2 separate regions of the Homo sapiens genome follow, and region 1 is linked to region 2. Evidence: read pairs that join two places in POLR2A ChIA-PET (ENCODE). Cell type or tissue: HepG2. All regions are shown on one strand. Each heading gives the region's core, and the rest is flanking DNA. Links, peaks and the distances in the headings are about the cores only. Region 1 has its middle 11 kb from the start of SGK2. Region 2 holds the start of HNF4A-AS1 (HNF4A antisense RNA 1).

The links. Peaks named below come from ENCODE experiments on the same cell type or tissue, not always from the same donor. Only the 100,000 strongest peaks of a DNase experiment are listed, where the experiment ranks them.
Region 1: POLR2A ChIA-PET joins it to region 2 with 5 read pairs; 1 of 35 experiments calls an interaction of 5 or more read pairs at or near these places.

What each region holds. Positions count from the first base shown.
Region 1 is chr20:43,545,517-43,549,901 of GRCh38, reverse strand. It overlaps a transcript of L3MBTL1 not described here. Among named protein-coding and RNA genes, the nearest start is that of SGK2, 11 kb to the left of the region's middle. In HepG2, for the core only: no CTCF peak of the experiment used is centred there; a DNase peak (open chromatin) is centred at 2,221.
Region 2 is chr20:44,391,970-44,396,354 of GRCh38, reverse strand. The region is part of intron 1 of HNF4A (hepatocyte nuclear factor 4 alpha); the gene reads right to left. It overlaps HNF4A-AS1 (HNF4A antisense RNA 1), which reads left to right and starts at 693. Exons shown (of 3, transcript NR_172878.1): 1 at 693-902. In HepG2, for the core only: no CTCF peak of the experiment used is centred there; DNase peaks (open chromatin) are centred at 694, 1,664 and 3,079; H3K4me3 peaks cover 3,067 bases.

The sequences.
Region 1 (4,385 bases), core at 293-4,292, 850 kb after region 2:
ACTGGGTTGTGGTAGGAAATCAACAGAGCTCTGGGTTTCCCACTTCTAAGGGAAAAATAAAGCTTCAAATTTTAATGATAATAGCCCTTGGCATTTTCCCAACACTAAGCCTCACATCTGCACCCTGTCAAACACTTCTGAGAGTGCCACACACACACACACACACACACATGCACACACACACACATCACATGATTGAAGGGGTCTGGGTGAAGGCACCAGCCCCACACTCCGCAGGCCCACATCAGCACCTGGACACGGGAGGTTGGCAGTGGCTCCTCACCTCCATGTGGGGCTGGCTCCTACCAGTGGCTCTCCCCCTTCCCACCCAGGCTGGGAGGCAGGTTTGGCAGTGACTCAGTGGAAGCTGGGTTCCTATGTGGACTGAGAAGTGGAAGTCCCAGAGCCCCAGCAGGGACCCAGCTGGCAGTGCAAGACAGATGGAGAGCGGCAAGGAGGGCTTCAGGGACCCGGAGAATTCAGATAGAAAAGTTCACCTTCCTAACTCCCAACTTCAAGTCGTCTTTGTAAGACGCTGCAAGAGCTAATGGTCAACATTTAAGGGACAGGTTAAATGATGTCATGGGGGTGTGTGCTACACAGAGTGCTACATTCTCATGGCAGAAGGCCTGGCAGGCCTGGAGCCATCACCCCATGGGCAATACCTTGGCTGAGGTCCAAAGCTACAGAGAGTACAGTATTCCTAACTTCAGGCACCACTATGCCTGCTGGAGCTGCCCCTCTGGCCAAAGACCCGAGATTGTCTAACAAATCCTTATGCTGGTCTCCTAACCTAGGCTACTGGCAGGCTAGGCTTACTCCTTCCCAGACTCAACACATGAAGGGTGTATGGAAAACAGCAGTGGAACCTCAACCTCTGCCATCTATAAAACAGGCTCAAACCACCTGCTCATTCTGCTGAAACTTGGACTTGGCGTGGGACACTAAAATGCCAACTGGTCCAGAACTGGGTAAGTTCAGGAAGGCATCTTGGCTCAAAATCTCTCAATTCTGGGCAAAAGAGAGAAAGGCAGCTAGAGACTTCCAAGGGATCTTAGGAAAACATGTTTCCGAGGTTCACATATCTCAGGGGGAAGAGCCAGTGGGGTCTGGCTGGGGGCACTGCCCAGGAAACGAAGCAGCAGAATGAGGGCAGCAAAACCAGCAGACAGAAAGAGAGGAGGTACCTCCAGGAGTAAATACATTTGTGGTGGGGTCACTTCTTGGCAGGAGGAAAGGAGCCAAGGAGAGAAAAGTACACAGAGATACCAAAAAAGGGAAAGGGGCCTCAGATTGAAGGACTGCTGCTCTACTAGTCTCTCCTCCACTGCCAAGAAAAAGACCCTTTGGTAATACAATAAAAGTCCACTGGGGCTGTGGGGGCTGCCACAGTCCAACTGACTCCATGAGTAATGCCCCTGCCAGTCACGCCCTCACCAACATGCCTGGTGACGAATGAGCTCTAGGACTTGGGGCTGGGTGCCTACCCTCCCCAGGGCTCCTCAGCTCCCATGCACCCTCTAAGAAGGACCAGCCTGGTCAGATATAGGTGGAGCATGGGGACGTGTGGGGTATGAGGAATTCAGGTCAGGAAGAAAGCATCAGCTGGAGAGGGAGGCCAAGCAGGGGCTGCAGGAGGGCCCAGCCCTGGGCCAGTCACTTTAAGGTGTCATCAGCGTTTTTGAACATGAGAATGGCGTTATAGATCTTCAAGGCTGGGCCCAGCTTGACGCTCATGATCTTCACAATGTCCGCCTGTGTCAGCAAAAGGAAGGCCTCGCCGTCAATCATCTGAGGGGTTGCGGGAGGGAGGTGGAAAGTGGAGAAGGTGGAAAGGGTCACGGGGCAGGGGTGAAGGAAAGGGAGGGGTGTGCATGGGGAATGGGGGAGGGGAGTAGGAGTAAAGGATATGCGGGAGAAAGGGAAGGAGGAGAGAAGGGGAGAGAAAGGACCGGGAGAAAGGAGAAGGGAGGGAGAAAGGAAAAAAGGAAGACAGCAATGGGGACGGAGAAGGAAAGAAAGACAGCCACTGGTTTCCCCGTGTTCACACACTTGTTCTCTTTCTCTCTTTCTGCTGACTGGTCTGAGGTTTAGCATTTGTATCCGCAAAATGTCTTTTGAGTCCTCACAGACACTGGCTTTGAGAAACCTGCTCTTGTTGTCCCCACATGACCTCATTGGTCAACCTTAGTGCTGCTAACAGCAAGACAAGCAGACACTGTGTGCATTCCAACATGAGGCAGTACAAAGTACATAGTATCACCTAGGAACTAGTCTTGCCAAAAGCAGAGGGGGGCAGGGGGAGACAGAGAGACACAGAGAGAGAAACAGAGACAGTGACAGTGAGAAATTTAACCTAAGTCTAACCCAGCCTTTGGATCTAACTTTCAGTTCATGGGAAATACAGGGGATAGAGGAACAAGTTAAGTGACACCACTAGAAAGCAACAAGACAAATCCAAAAAACCACACTCTGAAAGACTTTTAAAAATGTCAATTGGCCGGGCGCGGTGGCTCACGCCTGTAATCCCAGCACTTTGGGAGGCAGAGGCGGGCGGATCATGAGGTCAGGAGATCGAGACCATCCTGGCTAACACAGTGAAACCCCGCTTCTACTAAAAATACAAAAAATTAGCTGGGCGTGGTGGCGGGCGCCTGCAGTCCCAGCTACTCGGGAGGCTGAGGCAGGAGAATGGCGTGAACCCGGGAGGCGGAGCTTGCAGTGAGCCGAGATCGCGCCACTGCACTCCAGCCTGGGCGACAGAGCGAGACTCCGTCTCAAAAAAAAAAAAAAAAAAAAGTCATTAAAAAAGGAAAAAAAGGATGGGAGGGGCTCTTCTAGAATAGAAGAAACTTAAGAGACATAAAAACCAAAACCAATTATGTAGGCCTTGTTCAGATTCTGGCTCAAAAACTGCAAAATGTATCCTGAGAACTGGGAAATATGAATGCAGACTGGGTATTGGATGATATAAAGGAGTTACTTGCAATTTGGTAGTGGGATAACAATATTGTGGTTATGAAAAGAAAGTCCTTAGTTTTTAGAGATGCAAGTTATGTCCTCAGGGGTGAAATGTCATGATGTCTAAAATTTACTTAAAATTACTTCATCCAAATATAGGTGAAACAAATATGGAAAATATTAGTAATTGTTAATTCTAGTAGCTAGGTATATGGGTAGAGTCAAGGAGGGAAGTCAGTTGGTCAGTTGTGGAGGACAGGATAGAATGAAGAGAGCTGGGAGGCAGGCTGTGGGGGTCAAGAGACTGAGCTGGGGGACGCTGTTTTTGAGGAGACGCCATCCCTCCTATGCTCACCCCTCAAGCATCATAGCAATGAAAACACTTCTATGTTGTTTCTTACGTGCCAGGCACTGCTCCTAAGCACCTGTTGTGTATTAACTCAGTTAATCCTCACAATAACCCTATGAAGCAATACCAGCATTATCTCGATTATACAGATGAGGAAACCAAGGCAGACAGGCTACAGAATTTGCCCAAGATATACCTAGCTTATAAGTGCTGACCTGTGTTCCTAACCACTGTGAGAGCTGGGTAGGGGTATCCTATGGACATGACTCATGCAGCTCAGGGGGCAATGCTGCCCAAGCCTGGCCCTGCCCCACAGTTCCAAGTGAGCCCTCCTCACACCTAGCTCCACAGACTGCACTACAGACCCTTCCCCAATAACTGGGTGTCTTCTGCCTTGCAGCTCTGTTCCCTCTACCACCCCTGCCAGGAAGGCCTGCCCACTGTCAGCATGCTTCCCCAGCAGTCAGAACTGCCCACTCCTTCCACTCTGTCTGGAGTTCACACAGTTCCACAAACTCCCCTGAATTGTATGTATTTCTTCATTTGCCTTCCAGGACCACCAGGGGGCTGCTTACCTGACATAAGTCAGGTGCTCAGTAAATCCAGAAAGAATGAATGAAAGGATCTCTGAGGTGTGGCGACAACAGGACTGTATCTCAGAGAGGCTGGCAACCTTAGAGGTTAAACGGAGGCAGGACAGAGTGGGGGAATGAACCCCATATATCTGTCCCCCCAGCAGCTCTGAGAAAACAGTTACCTGATCTTTCCCAATTCACTAACCAAGGAGGCTCTGAAAACTGGCACTTCTGATGGCTAAAAACCTTTCCCCCAAAAGAAAATGAAAGTCTAGTAGCCAAACACACCGATGAGATTACCTGCATTAAGCTTCCTTTCTAATGCTCTAAAATGACCCCTCAAGTGAAAAGCGGCTTCTCAGGTCTAAGACCAGGGTCTGCTGAATAAGCCCATTTCCCCCTTTCTCAAGGAGTCTGCCACTCTATTCTCTCTCCAGCACCTCCTCGATGGGGAAGCACTGGAGATACTGCTTGCCTGAGACACTGGGAGCTGTGAGGGG
Region 2 (4,385 bases), core at 83-4,082:
TTTACATTATAATAAGGTCTAATGTTTACAGAGAAATTTTGTGCTAGCCCTGGTGCTAAAAACCTTCTAGCCTTCTCATATTATCTGCCTGTTGAGATAGGGGCTATTGTCATCCCCATTTTAAAGATGATGAAATTGAGGCTCAGAGAGGTGAAGTGACTTGCCCAAAGCCACACAGCTCGTAAGGGAGGGGCTGTTGTTTGAACCCGAGTCTGCCTCCAGAGCTTGAGGGCTTCACCCCTCTACGCATTGCCTGCATCATGACTCCTGGAATCCCTGAAAGGACTTCGGAATTCTAAGGCACTGGAGCTGGTGGTTTCACTGCCTCAGTCTTGCAGGGGAACTCAAGGACCTGAGAAGTAAAGCACCTTATCCCGGGGTATAGGCAGGGGCAGGGGCATCCTCCACACGCCTGGCCACCCCAGGGCTGCTTGGCATCTTCACTTCCCCTTGGCGCTCACCACACCATTATCTCCTATCTTTTCTTCCCCACCCACCACTCCGGGAGAGGTGCAGAGAAAACTGGGACTTATCAAGACAAAGAACAAAAGTCGTGGAGGAAAGAAGCCAAGAGCCATCTCTACTCTGGGGTAGGGCCCTTCAGTTTTGCCCCTTTGAAATTTCAAATTCCAGTTTGTGGACAAAGTCCTAACTATCTCACAATATAGGTCCCCAACCACTGACCAAACTCCAGTCCAGGCAGCCACCAGCTGGCCTGGTCTTGCTGCTTCCTTTAGCGGCTTCCAAGGTCCAGGGACAGGGGGTCTGGGCCACCAAGAGGCTCTGCTAGGCTGTCCCTGCAGCCACAGCCACCCCACTGGACCCCTGCCTCCCATCTGAGAGGACAGCCCTCTTCCTGGAGCTGGGATCTGACACTTGCTGATACCAACGGCAGATACCAGGTAGGTCCCCTCCCTTTCTCTTCCTTGAGCTCCTAAAATGCCACTCATACCACCCTCTGCACTCGGCAAAGGCCACTGTGGCTTAATCAAATCAGGCACCCACAAAGCTTCAAGACTGGAAAAGATGCCTTGGCTAACCCACCCATTTAGTGGACGGAAACACTGAGGCCGTCAGGGGAGTGGCAGCTGGCCACAGACTGAACCATAGACTTGGGGCCCAGACCTGGGGCCCCTCACGGAGCCTCAGAGGGTGAAAGGGACTTGCTCAAGTCCACGCAGCGGTGGTGGGTGAGCTTTGTCTTAACAACGAGCACTTTCTACTTCATCACAGACCATGAGTGGCATTGTGTTTGTTCACCCGATGATGGGTGGCCACTGGCTTGTTCACCCGATGATGGGTGGCCACTGGCTTGTCACAGGAGTATTTCCGAGAGGAAGATGAGGGAGCTTGGGGCTGAAGGCCAGTGGGTTTGGAAGGAAGCAACATTCATGTGGTTAACTGATAACTGGGCCCCATCCCTGGGCCTCCTTCCTCCCTCCCTGTCCTTAGCCTGATTAAGACCAACTTACCCAGCTGCTAATCATTGCTGAGCCTGTTGATTTTGCCTTAAAAAATTAACTGGGCATGAGTTTGCGGTTTTCCTCACCCCTAACCCTGAAAAGGCCTGGGTGGGCAGGAGGCCTCCAGGGTTATGCAAGAGGCCGCTGGCCTCCCAACGCATAGCCCACGGCCACCTCGGCTGCTCTCCAAAGAAGAGGCTTTGCTCAAGAGTCAACAGTCTGCTTGTTCCCCCTGTGCTGGGTCCTGAGCAAATTTGCTCTGTTACCAAAGAGAGATAAAGGCAGCTGGGGGAGAGCTTTCCAAACAGGGATGGGAAGCGGCAGCTTTGAGCTTGGGGTTCTAGAACTCTGCAGTGTCAGAGCCAGGAGAATCTTTAGGAGGATGTGGGCTGGGGTTTTTCAAGCTGGGTTCCGAGGCTCCCAGGAGCCAAGGGTATGCATCCACAGGCCCAGCTTCAACCAGCGACTCCCTTTTACATGTAGTCTTAATATTTTATTTGAGGGTTGGAAAACCACTGATTCAGCCCCATCCCCTCATTGCACAGATGGGGAGATGGAGATCAGAGGGGGAAGTGACTTGTCCAAGGACAGAAGGTCACCTCGGGTATTCAGGGGCTCCAGCCAGCATGGGAATGAATGGTGGGCTCTCTGTGGACCCGGGCAATGTCTTGAAAGACATTGGTGAACAAGACGGCTCTGCAAACGCCTTGCCATGCCGTTCTCCCCCTCCTCCCAGGGCTGGCTGGAAGCAGAGAGGTGCCTGAGAGCCATTGGAAGACCCAAGTCAGGGGAATGCACCTGGCTCTGTGTCCCATGGGCCCTGTGAGGATATGACCAGCAGCCAGGCACTGCAAACCGGAGACTACGTTATAATCCATCTCAGCCACGTCCTGTCTCTGGAGGCATCAGCACTTTGGGAGGCTGAGATGGGAGGATTACTTGAGCCCAAGAGTTTGAGACCAGCCTGGGCAACATAGTGAGACCCTGTGTCTATTTTTTAAAAAGATTTTTTAAAATTAAAGACAGATGCCCAGTCCCTATCACAAAAAAAGATGTAGAGCCCTGCCCTGACTCTCTCCACCTCTCTGAGCCTCAGTTTCTTCACCTGTAAATTGGGAATTATAATACTTAACTTCCAGGGTTGTCATGAAAATGAAATGAAGCAAAATATACACATTGATCATCATGGCCACTGGATATGCAGCTGTTTTAGGAGCTTTGCATGTGTTACTTCCTTGATCCTCCCAGCCACTCTGGGAGGTAGGCAATGTTTTCACCAATTTTTTACACACCAGAGGCACAGGGAGGTTGAGCCATATACCCATGCTCACACAGCTGATGAGAAACAAGAAGTGGAATTGGAACTTGGGCAGTCTGTCTCTAGAGTCTGTGCCTCTAACTCCAGGGCTACCCTTCCCTTCCAGGGATGCCAGTGAGAGATGGCCAGGAGAAGGGCAGAGAGCAGGGCACTGTGGGAGATGCTGACTGTAAGGCTCCGGAGGTAGGGCAGAGAGTATGGTCTGGAGAATGATCAGGAAGGAAGCCAGGAGGACTTGGATCTGTGTGGGTGGAGCTTCTCCGCAGGCTGCCTCCTGCCAGGTGGCTTATGACATCTGGGCTGAGGGTGTTGCTGTCCTCCTGTTTATGTTCATCCCTCCTGTTTATGTTCCTGAATTTATCTGCAGGGGTGACCTTGGGAATTAGATGCGGCCTTCCCGGCCCTTGTGGGGCCTGAAGGCTGATGGGAGCCCCTGCCTGACCCAGACTCTGGTTTGGGGAGTGAGGGCTGAGCCCACATCCCAGAAGCCACCCTTGGTCTCCCCATACTCTTGTTCTGAGGGGCCCCAGGGATTTGCCAGGTCACTAAGGTGAAGTGTTTGGAAGTCCTGAGGCTCAGATCAGAGTTACTGCCCTGTACAGTTGTGCAGGTTGCTCACTGCACAAAGGTTCTCCAGCCAAGAGGGCAGGTAGGGATGGAAACCCAGCCCTTGTTCCACTTGCCAAGCGAAGTGCCCATGGAGCTCTGCCTGCCCAGAGTGGGGTGCCTTTTTCTTATTTGCCCTAGGGCTTCATGTAAGCTGCTGGGTGTCCTGCCCCAGCTCTGGTTCCAGCCACTGTGTGTCCTTGGGCAAGGTCATTTCCCTCCCTGGCCTTGGTTTCCCATTGGAGAAGTTTTGTCTAACAAAGCAGAGACTCATCTCTGAAGATGAAATAGAATCATCTGAAACCTTTAAAATATACAGATGTTGGCCGAACATGGTGGCTTACACCTATAATCCTAGCACTTTGGGAGGCTGAGATGGGAGGTTTACTTGAACCCAGGAGTTTGAGACCAGCCTGGGCAACATAGTGAGACCCTATGTCTATTTTTTAAAAAGATTTTTTAAAATTAAAGACAGATGCCCAGTCCCTATCACAGATCAATGATCGAATCTTGGGGTAGGGGTGGGGAGGTGCCAGGCGTCTATATTTTTGTGCAGCCAATATTGAGACCCACTGTAGGGGGGCTTCAAATTTGAACCTGGAAAGCCTTCGATGGCATCAAGTTCTATCACTTACTACAACTTACTAGTCAAAACCTCAGCGAGGCTCAGTTTTCCCATCTGTAAAGAGGGAATGATGATCGTTTCCTCACAAAATCAAAATGCCAATTAAATGAGATAATGTTCAGACAGTGCTTGGCACCATGTTCCCCAAGTAGGGAGCTCCTGATTCTTGCTACCAAGACTATTATTGTTGTTATGGGCAATTTGACGTTGACAAAATAAAGGGCCTTTCTAGGTCAAGGATTCGGTGACTTGAAGACAGGCCTCCTCTGTTGCTTTGAGTCAATTTCTAGTACCTGGGCCTAAATCTTGACTGCACACCGGTCATATTATTGAGGTATGTGTTATTATTATTATTTAATATTTTACTTAATTT